Regions from separate parts of the Homo sapiens genome. Here region 1 is linked to region 2. The links are chromatin loops, found by intact Hi-C in ENCODE. Cell type or tissue: IMR-90. All regions are shown on one strand.

Region 1 (8,000 bases), 1.6 Mb after region 2:
CTCTTCTGGAAACAGGCTATATTGACGGCTACCAATTCTTTCCTTGAAAAAAACAGACCCTAACTACAGCACATGATGACAGAAAGTTTGCATTTTTTTTTAATTGAAGGTCTTATCTTGATGCCCAGATTTTCAGATCATCAGGAACGTTAGAACACACTGTACCCTGCATGCACTTCCCCATTCACTTCTCACTTTTTAAAAGGGACTGTATGTTCAGGTAACACAGGGCTTGCCATGTGATTACACTATGAACACGAAGGCTTGCTAACAACTGGATCATGCAGTTTGTGGAGGATACAAAGGGAAACTGGCCCTTGGCCTATGGGGGCTGCCCCCAGGGATCTTTGGCCCTGTCAGTCCCTCTCCTGCCTCTGGTGCAGGGAGAATGTATCTTTGGAAGTTAGGCTGCCCTTTGAGGAGTTCTGTTTGGGCCAATGGGCAGCCAGGCCATTTCCTTTGAAACAGTGGCCTTAAAAAAGGGGGGAGGGGGGAGCGGGGGGGGGTGCCAGGGCCAAGGCCAGAGCACATGACCTCTAAGTCACAGAAGCAAGATTTAGGTAGGACCTGTGATGTGCAGTTCCCAGATCCCCAGACCCGAAGCTCTATCCTGTGCAACCCAAGCTTACTCTTTAAACATACAAATTGCAACTCTTACAAATGTTTGGCCTTCAGCTAACCACATTTAATCAGAAGAAGGCATTCTGAGCCCCTGGCTCTATGCACTTCAACAGCCTTAACCGTAGAGGCACCCAGAGAGGATGTGATTCTATTTCCCAGTAAAGGCAATAAAAGCCTCAAAGTTTGGGCTAATAAAATCTTCACTAAAAACTCTCTCTGACCTTACCTAAAGCACTGTGGAGTGGTTTTAAAGCCTTGTGCAAAGCCTTTTCACAGAACTGTTTCATTTAGCTAAAGGGATGGAGGTGGGGAGAGAGGTGCTTTTCCATTTCCAACCATGGAACAGCAGTAAGGAAGCTTCTATCAGCAACAGGAATTTGATGACTGGCTTCTCCAGCAAAGCACTAAAAATGGGGTCAAGACTGAGCCCCTTGATAAAGTATGGTAATCACCACCATAAGCAAGATATCTTTTTCTAATTAAACTCTCCCTTCCCTCCCAGGAGAAGTCTTGGCCAGCCAAGAGCCCCAGGACCAAATGAGCCTCAGAACTGCAAGAGATAGAATCACAAAAGAAAAATAACCTGGTGAATGGGAGTTTGGGCTCATTGGAAGAAATCGCGTGTGAAATGACTCAAGTCGGAAGGCCTGAGATGAAGCTGCAGAGTCTGATGTGACCCAAGCACTCACACTCAAAGGCATCTCTGGAGTCCCCATGGCTGCCTTGCACAGCTGAGTCCCTGCCTCAGCTCTGTCACAGCATCTAAATTATGAGGCAGTGTACACAAACCGTTCAAAAGCACAAATAAACTGTTATTGCTGGAATTCAAGGCAGGGACCAAAAGAGATATGAGGTTTATGGGGAACATGGACAAGCAAGGGAATCCAGAGGCCTGTGCTGCAGACAGTGCATTTGCCCAGCCAAACCGTGGCCAAGCATCCCTGGGGTGGAGCCAAGCGGAACTGTGGGACAGCTGTGATTTGTCTTTGATGCCCATCTATCTCTCTGTCAGCATTTACTGCACCCACTTCATGTACTAGGCCCTCAGGGTCCTTATCCAGTTTCCTTTCTGAGCCTGCCTTCTTCCTAAGCAAGAACCGAAGCCCAGAAGATTCTCCCCTTCTCTGTCAAAACTTACCTCCTGAGCTGTGTTTCTCCCAGGACCTTGTTCTCTGACAGCAAGTTTTTCAGATCAATTAACCTCTCGTAACAGGTGATAATGAAGATAACTTTCTCAAGTTAAAGATTTGCATATTAACAAACTCAATGCCTTGACCAAAAACTGTGGCTTGGCCGGGGGCAGTGGCTCACGCCTGTAATCCCAGCACTTTGGGAGGCTGAGGCAGGCAGATCACTTGAGGACAGGAGTTCGAGACCAGCCTGGCCAACTTGACGAGGCCCCCATCTCTACCAAAATACAAAAATTAGCTGGGTGTTGGTGACACACGCCTGTAATGCCAGCTACTCATGAGGCTAAGGCATGAGAATCACTTGAGCCCAGGAGGTGGAGGTTGCAGTGAGCCAAGATCTCACTCCAACTTGGGGGACAGAGCAAGACTCCATCTCAATAAATAATAAATAAATAAAAATAAAAAACTGTGGCTCAACTGCTCAAAATATTGCAAGGACCCACTTAAACTAAGAGGAGAGAAAACTGCCACAGTTGCCTACTATAACCAAAACCCATAGGTTAGGCATGAAGCTGGGTCACACTTTTGTCACCTGAACATTACTGAGTCCCATCTCCTCTTGATAACTAAAGAACAGCAAAACTTCATGGAATCTTGAAATTAAAGCTTCATAAGCTAGGTGGGGGTGGGGGTGGGGGTAGAGGCAGTTCAGAAGTGATGACCAGGAAAGCTATGAAGCTATCCTATTTGCTGTAATCCAACTCCTGTCTTCCAAGTTACATTTCTACTTGGAGAGCATGGAAACTCTCCCCAGACTCAAATCTAGCTCAGGACTGGGGGAGATGGCCGGCAGGGCAAGGCATACATGGCCACTTCAAGCCTCCCAAGCCAGAAAGGAGTAGGAATTTGGCCAATGGGTTTCAGTGCTGTTTACATAATCTGAAACTCTTCTTTATAATATATGCACATCTATATATTTTTCTTTTTTTCTTTTGGTTCTGGAAAAATGAGTGTCCTATGTCTTTTGGTGGTTAAATTGATGAGGAAATGAAATTTCTTTGTAATACTTAGAAGTTAGAGTATAAAGTTAAAAAGAAAAAATCAGAAGACTCATCTTTGATTCAATAAGATCTCACCTGGCACAGTGGTTGTATAAAGTACACTGAGGCATGTTTGCCAGCTAAGAGAAAGAAGCCAGAGAGAGGGGGAGGGAGGGAGGGATGCATGGACGGACGGTTGGATGGATGATTAAATAACAATGAAGGTAAAAATAGACTCCACATCCTCAGTGGACTACATAAGATGTGAAGAAAGGATGAGAAGACAGAATAGAATATGTCCTCCTGCCAGCAAGGCAAATGTTTTTCTGGTTTATTTGTTTTGGTTTTTGTTTTTTGAGACAGGGTTTCACTCTGTTGCCCAGGCTGGAATGCAACGGCACCACGACAGGTCACTGCTGCCTCAACCTCCTGGGCTCAAGTCGTCCTCCCACCTCAGCCTTCTGAGTTGCTGGGACTACAGGCATGCACCACTGCACCCAACTAAATTTTTTTTTTATTTTCTGTAAGGACAAAGTTTTGTCGTGTTTCCCAGGATGGTCTCAAACTCCTTAGCTCAAGTGACCCACCTACCACAGCCTCCCAAAGTGCTGGGATTACAGCCATGAGCTACCATGACTGGCCTGCAAATTCATTTTGAATATCAAAATTCAAGGATCCCGCAAAGTCTTTCTCACCCTGAATGAAATCCTACCACAGCAACATTGCTAAAAAAAAAAACTAAGAACTAGTTTGATTACCTTAGTATGGTTTCCTTATTCTCCTTTCACATCTTTAGACTACATAACAATTTTTCCATGACCATTAGTAAAAATCAAACAGTTTATTCCTTTTGACAGCAGAAGACAAAGGCTGAGGCACATGTAAGAAGTAGCAGAGAATGAGAGGGAAGAGTAGCCATGGGCGATGGATCAGTGGGAAAGAGAAGGAAAGTAGAAATAAACACCTCTCTCATCTGCCTAAGGACTTGAGGTCCCTAAGACACACCACAACTCCATAGGCGAGCTGATCAGGACCCAGGTCTCCTAAACCTACGCAGCAATTTGCAATACACAACGCTAAATTATGCTGAAGTGTGTGTGGGTGAAAAGAAAATTTCCCTGACTGCATTCCTACGTGTTCTCTCTCCCACTGTTTCTGTACCCACTCTATCCAAAGAGCATCAGTAGAATGTGGAAGCACAAAGTGGAAATGAGAAAAATTACTTTAAAGACTTATCGATAAGTACTGAGCTTAAAATGTTCGAAACAGAATTGAGTGCTACCCACTTCCACCAAAGTTCTTGATAATTTCTTATGTTCTAGGTCTACCCTACAAAATATGGTGCCCCATTAAGTCCCGTATTCATAGGGGTTCCAAGATTGCTACTTGTAATGTCTGTTTTAGAGTATCTGAATAAATAATTTCTTCTCCATTTCTCACGCTTAGCAGGTTGAACATCTTACTACTAAATGAGAGAATCAGCTCAGTGACCAAACTTTACCAGCAGAACCCAGACTTATTTTCAGTAGGGAAGCCTGAGTTTGCCTTACTAGAGTGTCACCTAGTGTCTATATATGGAACTGCACACAATTTTTTGTTAACGAGTTAAGAACGCATGTCATTGTGTGGCGCGGAAGAGCCTTCCTTTATGAAGTGCTAAAGTACATATGTAGACATTTTTCCAAATCCAATTATAGTTCCATTGATTTATATTAGTATTTTAAATATGCATTCACATTGAAATGATCTGAGACGTTATAAAGTTGGCACTTCAAAATTCAGCAAGCCTTTTTAAATTACATATTTAATAGAAAAATTATTTCTAGAAAAATACTGACAGAATTATCCATGGTTAACATACTGTGCTTTAACTATTAGAGACCATGGTGGTTGCTAAACAACAGTCTTAATTTTCTAGAGAAATATTTGTGAATTTTTCCCAAAAGTATTTCATATAGAGCTCATATGGATAATGACAGATGCTTGTTGTACAGTTACTATGTTCTAGACACTGTGCTAAACACATTACATAATTCCTGTTTAATTCTCACTTAATATTTATAAAATGCTTAGAGCAGAGCATGGCATATAGTAAATGGTGTTAAATAAATAAAATAGCCTAGATTATCCTGAGATGTTTTTATCCTCATTTTACTTATAATAAACATGAGTTTAGAGAATTTAAGTAAGCTTACCATGGTTATACACTTGCAAGTGGCATACCTAGGGTTTGGCCAAGGTTTACCAGACTCCGCAGGCTGCGCACCATGCGCTATTGCCACTCTCGTACACCTCTTCTCTATATATGGTCTCTGTATTCGTTTGCTAGGGCTGCCATCACGAAGTACCAGAGACTGGGTAGCTTAACCAACAGTTTTTTGGGTACTGTTTTGTTTTGTTTTGAGACGGAGTTTCGCTCTGTCACCCAGGCTGGAGTGCAATGGTGCAATCTTGGCTCACTGCAACCTCTGCTTCCCGGGCTCAAGCGATTCTCCTGCCTCAGCTTCCTGAATAGCTGGGATTACAGGTACTCACCACCACATCTGGGTAAATTTTGTATTTTTTTTTTTTTTAAGTAGAGACAGGGTTTCACCACATTGGCCAGGCTGGTCTCGAACTCCTGACCTCAGGTGATCCACCCACCTCGGCCTCCCAAGGTGCTGGGATTACAGACCTAAGCCACCACGCCCAGCCTAAACCAACAGAAATTTATTTTCCCATGATTTTGGAGGCTAGCAGTTTAGATCAAGTTGTCTGCAGGATTGACTTCTTCTGAAGCCTCATATGCCTTGGCTTGTAGATGGCTGTCTTCTTCACACAGTCTTCCCTCTGTATGTGTCTGTGTCCCAATCTCTTCTTATAAGGATACCAGTTATATTGGATTAGGGCCCATGCATATGACCTCATGTTATTTTAACTACTGCTTTAAATGCCCTTTCTCCAAATACAGTCACATTCTGAGGTACTGAGGGTTAGGACTTCAACATATGAATTTGAGGGGAGCAGAGTTCAGCCCATAACAGTCCCTATGTTAGCTTATTTACTTATTAGACTCTTTCCAGACATCTCTAAGAAGGTATGCCTGCTATATACACCAGGCACTGATTCAGACACTGAGAATACAAAGATGCATCTTCATAGACAACAACCATATGTAGCAGGAAAAAGTTTGCAAACACAATTATCACAGCTCAATGTGGGGAAGGTACAAAAATAAAAGTAAGTACACAGCCAGGCGCAGTGGCTCACACCTGTAATCCCAGCACTTTGGGAGGCCAAGGCAGGCAGATCACCTGAGGTCGGGAGTTTGAGACCAGCCTGACCAACAAGGAGAAACCCTGTCTCTACTAAAAACACAAAATTAGCCAGGCATGGTAGCACATGTCTGTAATCCCAGCTACTCCGGAGGCTGAGACAGGATAATTGCTTGAACCTGGTAGGTGGAGGTTGCAGTGAGCTAAGATTGCGCCATTGTATTCCAGCCTGGGCAACAAGAGCGAAACTCTGTCTCAAAAGGAAAAAAAAAAAAGTACATAATTCGGAGCTGGTTGAAAAGAGAAAAAGGTTTATTCTGGAAAAAGGAGGCAAGACTTCAGCAGAGATGGCCTCTAAGGTAGATTTTGAAAACAAATCATTTAAGTAGACAAGGAAAAGAAGGACCTTTGAAATGAAGACACGGGGCATGAAATAACACCCACACCAAGGATATGCCAAGTCATTCATCCAGTCCACAGGAATATACATTTCAATGCAGAAGAGACTAGAATGAAATGACACTGGAGAGATAGCGAGGGACCCTATTGCGAGGAGGAGCTATTTAAGAGTAGTGTGTCTGACTCAGTGAACGGGGTGTTGAGGGAGAAGGCGTGATTTGTAACATTTGCTGATTTCTGTAATATAAGCCCTCCTACCAAGGCTGATTTTAAGCTGTCAATGCGAAGTCACTGACCTCTGGAGTTGAGAAGAGATGTACAATAGCACACCATTATATAGTAATTCCACCATACAGAGTCGACAATACAGTAAATAACCTTGGGCAGTTCAGGCTGCTACAACAAAGCATCATAGACTGGGAGGATTATAAACAGCAGAAATTTATTTCTCACAGTTCCAGAGGCTGGAAATCCGAGATCAGGGTGACAGCAGGGTCGGGTTCTGGTGAGGGCCTCTTCCAGGTTGCAGACTGCCAAGTTCTCCTTGTATCCTTACGTGCTGGAAAGAGAGCTAGCTAGCACTCTAGCTTCTTCTTATAAAGGCACTAATGTCATTCATAAGGTCTCCATCCTCATGACCTAATTAGCTCTCGAAGACCCATTACACATGGGGAATTCAATTTCAACATGAATTTCAGTGGGCACACAAATAATAAGGTTCATATAAGCCTTATGAATATGGATAACAGAAAAATGTAATAGAATAATTAGAAAGTGATGAGTTTTAAGTATTTATGACCTTTTGTTCTAAATATAATTTATTTGACTAGAAGTTTCTATAATTTACTTTTTAATGAAGGCTGTGTTTAACAATTGGCTCACGATTCCGGCAATCATCATGGCAGATAGAAGGCAGGACTAGATTGCAGCTCCAACTCAAATGGACGGAGCAGCATGCAGACGCTTGCATTGTGAATTTTAGCTCCAGAACAACTGCAAGAACAAACCAGGAATCCCAAGAGGACCCACAGACCCTCTGAAATAAGGGGACTGCTCCTGCAGGACCTGGGAGACACCCCAAATACTGTGAGTGCACAAACTGTGGAAGTGGGAAAGGAAGACCCTCCTTTCCGAAACACACACTTCCACTGGGGAGAATGAAGGTCTAGTTTGCGAGAGAAGTTTCCAACCTTACCTGGGGCTGAGTCCATTTAGACAGTCGAGAGAAATACAGGGGTACAGGAAGCAGCGGGAAATGCCCTGGGAGTTCACTGGGTCCCCAAGCAGGACATTCCTGCCTGGCACCACAGGGATCCTTTGGGAGGGCGGCCAGAGGAGTCGGGGGAGAACGCCACAGGTAGAAGGAAGTCTGCGGCTGAACTTTCTAATAGTTGGAACCGGGCATATGCAACCACCTGCAAACAGCATGCAGTTTCTATAGCATTTTCACTTAACACCCTCCCCCTAACAACCTCCACCTGGCAACCTTCCTTTAACCCAAACCTCAGGGCCTCAATCCCCTTTATGGCCTGTGTTCCACGGGACAGGACAGAGGT
Region 2 (8,000 bases):
AGACACGAAGAGGACAGGGATAAAATGTACCTGGAAAGAAAAGGGTTTTCTCAACATGAATGTAAAGTGGATCTAAAATAGTCATTTACATCAAGATTGTATGTAGTCAGTATGTAGTGACATGTTTATGCACCCTATTTCAAGCTCCTTACTTCATTTTGTTCTCGCTAGTTTATGCTAGAGGCTTTGAGACTTGGTACAGCAACTGCAGATGACAATGTCAATGCTCAACAAAGATCTCTTTTCTGAGCCCTACTCATCTGTAAGGGCGTTAAGACCATTTTAGGAATAGACTTCTTTAGGATATGGGGTGGGGAAACTATTTCTTTCAGTGATTATATCTTGTACTAGTGACAGTTCTGGGTAACAAAACAACAAAAGTGAATGACTTTTATTAAATGTAGGGGTTTTATGTTAATTTGTTAGTAAACCAATTGTAAGCTGGCACCCCTGCGGATTCAGAAACCTAGTTAAACTTGATTTGTAATCTTGGAGAATCAGGAGGGCTCCTTGTAACTGCTGAAGATTAGCTTGTAGTTAACATGCCTATGTTATCCTCTGTTTCCACCCTGTTCTCCATCAGTCTGGAACAAATAAGCAGGTGCTTCACCATTTTCCACAAAATATTCCTTGCACCTTGATATGGTTTAGCTGTGTCCCCACCCAAATCTCATTTGAATTGTAACTCCCACAATTCCCACGTGTCATGGGAGGAACCCAGTGTTAAGTGATTGAATTATGGGGGCATTTCTTTCCTTTTTTGTTCTCATGATTGTGAATGAGTCTCAAGAGATCTGATGGTTTCATAAGGGGAAACCCGTTTCACTTGACTTTCATTCTCTCTTTGCCTGCTGCCCATTCAGGTAAGACCGGACTTGCTCCTCCTTGCCTTCCGCCATGATTGTGAGGCTTCCCCAACCACGTGGAACTGTAAGTCCAATTAAACATCTTTCTTTTGTAAATTGCCTTGTCTCCGGTATGTCTTTATCAGCAGTGTGAAAACAGACTAATACACACCTATAATTTATTGTATTTGTTTTCTGTAAATAACCACTTTCCATGACTTTTCTTTATTCAGCTTTAATCTGCTACACTTTCCTCTGCATGTGCTCCCTAGTTTTCTGGAGGGAACATACTCACTTTTCCAACTGTCTCAAGACAAATGCTTTTTGAGAACTTTTCCCTTTTTCTCCTTAAGAGAGAAGGTGCACAAACTACTAACAGTATAACAATTTCTGTATCTCATTACATTTGTGTTCACTCTTCTCTGGAAAAAATTGAGCACAGGATTTATGATAAGGGGCTTTCTCTCAGCCAGATTTTTGACCTTATTTAAAAGGCACTCCAAATTCCTACTTAAGTTTATCTTTCAATTAAAAATGCACATTAAAGACAAGTGCAAACCTGCAGAACTGCCTTAATTTTCTTCTCTCCTTTACAACCTGAATTACATAAAGAATTAATGCAGCATTTTAAAGTAGCTAAAATACTTCCATGTTGTAGCTTTAGGCAAGCGTTGTCCTTCACACTGCTTACATTGCAGCTTAATATTATCTAAGGACAATGGGCACCTTTAATGTACTCAGTTATTTACTTTATTAAGTATACCTTCATTCTAGCCTTAGAGATTGATGACTATTTAGAGTTCTAATTTATGTAAAATGTTAAATCCATATTTTAGACAAATTCATACTGATGAGGCCAAACTCAGAAAATATCTTTGTTTATATGTGACCTGAAGCCACTTTACATCCCATTGATAATGCTGTCAAATCTTTAGCTATGTAACTATTTTTAGAATTCCAATTTCTTTCAGAAGACGATGCTATATTTTTATCAATCTTTTATAGAGAATGGATATAAATTACCTATGCCATGGAAGTTAAGACCGACATAGGTATGGATTTGAATCCCAGAATCAGAATTAAGAGAGTAAGATAACTATGTGTTACTAGCAAAAGCTATAGATGCAGAAAAAGGTATGCTACCTAGCTTTTTAATTATTTCAACTGTTTTTGAGAAAAAAGATCAAGGACTCAAGCATCCTTTGTCCTGCAATACTCTGGAAAATGTCAGGCTTCTACTTATTAAAGACAAAATAACTGAAGACTTTATGATCTTGTCCCCCAATACCGAGCCTAGCAGATGCACCATAACCGTGAATATCCTCCAGCCAATTTTATGTGTTTTAGAAATTACATATTCTATCAATAATTCAAGGATAAAAATGATGGTAACTGGAGATGAGGCAAAGCAGGCTCCCGAGAGTATAAGAAAACAGATGAACAACAACCATTGTTCTGGCCAGAAGTCTAAGTGAAAAAGAGTTTTAGAGTACATTAAACTCACCTGGGGCAGGGGGTTTAAAAAATTCTGATACTCAGAATGTACCCAGATCAATTAAATCAGAATTTCTTGGCGTGAGACCCAAGTATAGGTATATTCTTAAAGTTATCAGGTAATTCTCATATGGGCTAAGCTTATGAATCATACATTTAGAGACTTTGGCAAATAAATGTTACAGACATCAGTGAGAAATAAATTTAATATTGTATCTAATTCTGCACACTTAAGCAAGTTTTATGTGTTTTTAGATTTAAAAAAATCCATATTTAAAGACTATTGACCTGATACTTGCAAATAGGATCAGTAGAATTTATTGGAATTATTTGATTGTGACAAGAAAGATCTGACTTGTCCTAATGACTAATCAACAACAAAATTGGGCCAGAGCAGATAATTCTAAGAATAAGAAGAGTTAGCTAATAAGCTAGAGGTCATTGTATCTACTTGTACCTAGGTATTTATATTTCTTTAAATTTTGCGCTAATTTTGAATGTCAATTAGATAACTCCAAAATACTATTTTTTTTTGTTTTGCCATTTACATAAAAATTAAAACATTTAAATTGAAAGGCATGCAAAACACTTTTTTCTAAATGAATATCATTGTTTCAAGACTTGCTTTTTCAACCAAAGAGCTTATGACCAATACCTTGAGTCAGATTTTCCTATTTCAGGGTTTCTTGAAATGTGGTTTATAGTTCACATGAATCACAGTAACACTGTCTATTAAAACTGAAGGTTCGTGATCTCTGCCTCAGATATACAGAATCATAATCTCCTAGTGAGAGGCTTTGTAACTTATTTACAATCTTCCCAGGAGATTTTGATACACACTAAATTTTCAGAATCTTTGCCTTACTTCCCTCGAAGTAAAACTCTAGATTTATACTTTCAGCAGTAGGATTAAATGTTTACATGCCACAGAAGGCCAGGAGAGGGCAGCAGAAAGCTGAAATTTATGGGAAAAAAAGGGAAGACTTGACCTTGGAAGTCCCCTAAAATTTGAGAGAACATACATCTAGAAAAATAGGTAAGAGTTTGTAACTGCGACTAAAAAGTAAATCTATTGGACCATTTTGGTAGGTAATTTAAAAAGAGAGCTGAAAAAGGTGAGAAGAGTTCATTCAAAACCATTTGTCAAAGTGGAAAGCAACTCAACTGGAAAACATGCCTAAGAAACTGATTTTTCGGCCATGAATATGCCCAGAATGAAGAAGACAGGCACTAGAGGAAAGGTACTAGAAGAAACAAGCTGAACAAAAAAGTACGACAAGTTAGTGGAGATGACTGTGAAAACATAATTCCATTGATGTATTAACTCATTTCCTTAAGAAAAAAATAATGGTGTTGATGATGCTGAGGAAATAAAATTTTAATTATAAATACGACAAAAGGAAAATAGCTAGTCTGTGACTAGTGACTAGTATTTGTTATGTAGTGATGGCAGATGGTCAAAAGATTACAGCTATTTTCAGAAATGGTTTAGAAGAAAAGAGGGTTGTCTTTTGATGAAAAGCTAGACTTTATTTATTTTAAGAATAGCTGACAACAAACACTTAATTGGAGGAAGTTTTTTACATTGTTGTAAATATTCTGCTGTATGGTAGTTAGGAAGGAAAATACAAACGAATTTTTTTCAGAAATCATTAATAGCCAATTGATCCTCAAGTTGAAAGAGAAATTAAATACTTATATATGGTCTCAGAAAGATAGTTTATAGGAAAAACAAAGTAACTATAAAGCTATCATAGTATATAATGCAAATATAAGACAGTCTACAGATATGAAAACCTGTTTGATGAAACTGAAACACTTGAGGTACTTCTACTAAAAGGCCCCACCATATATATATATGGTATATATATATATTTGGTATATGTCTATATATATAATACATATGGTATACATATATATTTGGTATATATATATTTGTGTGTGTGTATATATGTGTATATGTGTGTGTATATAGATATACACATATATACACACACATATATATACACACACATACACACACATATAAAAATATGAAAATGAAATGTATTTGATTGAATAATTTTAAGTGAAGAATTTAGGAGAATGTAAGAAGGTGTAACTAAACTGTGTCAAATGAACAATCAAAATATCTGTCAAAAGTATCCTATAATGATAATATAAATATAACAAACCAAGGACACAGGGTAAGAAGAGAAAATTGATGGGTTAAAATCCATCATCTTTTCAGTGCATTTTCATTACACTAAAAACTTAGGGAACCAAACACAAAGGCAGAGAGAGTTAGACAGGATTAGCCGCATTCTGTTCTTCAAAAAGCTCTTAAAAATAATGATTCTCAAAAAATAAGAAAGTAATATATTCTCAAAAGCAATAGTAGTAATAATTTGCTGAAGTTGCTTATCAGCTTAAGAAGCCTTTGGGCTGAGACGATGGGGTTTTCTAAATGTGGATCATGCTGTATGCTAACAGAGACAGTTTGACTTTTTTTCTTCCTATCTGAATACCCTTTCTTTCTTTCTTTCTCTTGCCTGATTGCCCTGGCCAGAACTTCCAAAATTGTGTTGAATAGGAGTGGTGAGAGAGGGCATCATTTTCTTGTGCCAGCTTTCAAAGGGAATGCTTCCAGCTTTTGCCCATTCAGTATGACATAGTGGGTTTTTCATAAATGGCTCTTATTATTTTGAAGTATGTTCCATCAATACCAAGTTTATTGAGAGTTTTTAACATAAAGGAATGTTGAATTTTATCAAAGGCCTTTTCTGCTTTTTGTTTGTTTTTCTTTTAACAGTCAGGTTCCTCTTCTGTAAGACTGCTGAGATTTGCTGGGGGTCCACTCCACACCCTATTTGCCTGGGTTCCTCCCGCACCTGGAGATGTCACCGGTGGAGGCGGCAGAACAGCAAAGATGGCTGCCTGCTCCTTCCCCTGGGATCTCCATCCCAGAGATGCACCGACATGATGCCAGCAGGAACGATCCTGTATAAGGTGTCTGGTGACCCCTGTTGGGGGGTCTCACCCAATCAGGAGGCACTGGATCTGGGTCCTGGTTAACGAAGCACTCTGGCTGCCCCTTGGCGGAGAGGGTGCCCCGCACAGGGTGAAATCCCACTCATCCAGATTGCCTGGATTCTTCAGAGCCAGCAGGGGGAAAGACTAAGTCTACTGATTTATGGAGACCATGGCCACCCCTCTCCTTGAGGGCTCAGTCTTAGGAAGATCAGAGTTCTTTCCCTAAACCCCTGGCTATAGTTGCTGAAATTCCTGCAGGGCGGTCCCACCAGTGAGGAGGGATGGGTGCAGGTCTGGCCTAAAGAGGCAGTCTGGCCACAATCTGCCATAGCTGCTGTGCTGTGCTGTGGGAAATTCCTCCTGGGTCCAAACTATCCAGTCTCCTCAACACTGGCAGGGGAAAAACGGCAGACAGGAGCTTCAGTGATGGCTGCTGCTCCTCCCCCAGGAAGCTCAGTCAACTTAGGCAGCAGGCAGCCACAGTGATGGCATCCGCCCCTCTCCCCAGTTACTTGGTAGCCTTAGGCAGTTTCCGGCTGAGTGGCTGCTGAGAATCTGCACGGCTCTGTGCTTGGTACCCAAGGCCCTGGTGGCATGGGCTCATGAGGGGGATCACCTGATCCACTGGTTTCACAGATCTGTGGAAAAAGTGTGGTTTCTCAGGCAGGGTAGCATGATCACTCACCACCTCCCTTGGCTGGGGGTGGGGGCTCCCTTGCCCCATGTGGATCCAGGTGGGCCGTCGCACCATCCTGCTTTTCTTTGCTGTCAGTGGGTCATGCCAACTATCTAGTCAGTCCCAATGAAAGAACCTGGATACCTCAGTTGCCAGTGCAGGATTCACTTGCCATTTTCATTCTTCTCAGTGAGATCCTCTGACTGCAGCTGCTTCTAATGGGCCATCTTGGCCCCTATCTTGGTTTTCTATAAACATTTATTTTGTGTATGTAACCCTAGAATGTTGTATAAAGGATAGTTATGCCAGCTTAGACAGAAGCATGATACACTCTTTACCTATATTCAGATAAATTTAAAAAGCTTTGTATGGCTGCTGAGATGACAAACGGATGAATTGTCTGTTGTCTATTAGGCATAACCACCACATGCAAGACTGGAAACACTTCATTATTATATTCTTTCCTATATGGATCCAGATTAGACTTTACCAATGAGAGGAACTAGCGCAGGATTTGGGAAACAGAAGTGAAGCAAAGGCTGTAATTCTAAAGAGAACATAGCTGTCAGACTGCCAGATACAGTGGCTTCATCTACACATGGTGGCTTCACAGGCTGTTCCATCAGTTACATATCACAGGCTTTCCCACCAGTTACACATATAGTAATGAACTATATAAAACTGTCTATAAGCTCCCAATTCATGTCAGTTTGGTAGCTAAACATTTTTCCCCAACCCACAGTAGCTTTTCAACTTACTCCAGTGCATCAGACTAAAGTAGTAATGACCTTTTTTATAATCTTGTTGTAGCCTTCCAGATCTTTATTCCTCAAATCTCTCCCACATCTGTGCAAACTCAGATTCCTATAATAAAGTGCTTCATCTGTAATAATTTTGGTTGGCTCTGTTTTACTGTTCAGGATTAATAATAGTGCCACTCTATACCATATTGGAGCCTTAGTCAAATGGGAAAAATAAGTATTACTCATTATTCTTTAAATTATTATTTAAATTGTCATTATTTAAATTGTTTTAATAATTTAAATATTATTTAAATTATTATTTAGAATTTTAATATTTTTCTCACGAATTTAAAAAATCTAATTGATTTATTTAAATATTACTTGAAAATATTTTTGATCCAGAGTTTTTTTTGGTGCACCTTAACTTTTGCTCCCAAGGAGAGTCCCTGACTCACCTCACCTTGGTCCTCACCCTGGCCCCAGAATATGTCATAGGAAGGTGTATCACTATTCACTACTTTTTATTTACCTTGCTCAGTCAGAACAATGATATCAATGAAGCAAACCAGAATGATATCCAAAATTCATTCCTGAAAAGTAAATTATTATTATTATAAGGCTAGACATGAATTTATATAGCTCTGAGGTAAGATAGTAAATGTATACTGACACATATTGCATGTTTTCTTTGTCAGGAGAAGGCAAACTTATCCTGTCTGTCTCTACTAACAGATTATAATGTGTGTGTGTATGTGTGTGTGTTAGCTTGAATATTAGTTGCATATCAAGTATCAAGGCTGTGTTGATTTGCTCCAGGAAAAAAATCAGGAAAAGGAGCTGAAAATGGAGTTAAAATATGATTAAATTTACAGTAATCCACTATCATTCTCCAATATCCATCTGTGTCCTTCACAGACAGTCAAACAGACAAGCAAAATGGGGCACAATAGTAAGAATCACTACCCCTTTCTCCTTTAAGTCTATGATGGTAACACACAACTTCGCCATCTTTCCAGGGATGTAGCATCGGTTTTGAATTATTATTTTAATAGGGAGAAGCAGTTCTAATTTCTTTCCTCTTTCAAGTCTTACCATGATAGTTCTTACTCCACAGGTCAGGAAACTTGTAAGGAAATTCTACTGTTTGTTGAATATGTCTATTTCAACCGTGCAGTCTGGAACTGGGATAAATAACTACAGAATGTATTTAGAAACCCACTGAACCTACCA

The links. Peaks named below come from ENCODE experiments on the same cell type or tissue, not always from the same donor. Only the 100,000 strongest peaks of a DNase experiment are listed, where the experiment ranks them.
Region 1: it touches region 2 in a loop (10-fold over the local background); 3 of 110 quality-filtered maps call a loop at or near these places.

Annotation. Positions count from the first base shown.
Region 1 is chr14:49,493,586-49,501,585 of GRCh38, forward strand. No RefSeq gene overlaps it. Among named protein-coding and RNA genes, the nearest start is that of RPS29, 89 kb to the right of the region's middle. In IMR-90, a CTCF peak has its summit at 4,356 (motif pointing left); a DNase peak (open chromatin) is centred at 4,346; H3K27me3 peaks cover 1,671 bases.
Region 2 is chr14:47,914,267-47,922,266 of GRCh38, forward strand. No RefSeq gene overlaps it. Among named protein-coding and RNA genes, the nearest start is that of LINC00648, 120 kb to the left of the region's middle. In IMR-90, a CTCF peak has its summit at 3,280 (motif pointing right); no DNase peak of the experiment used is centred here.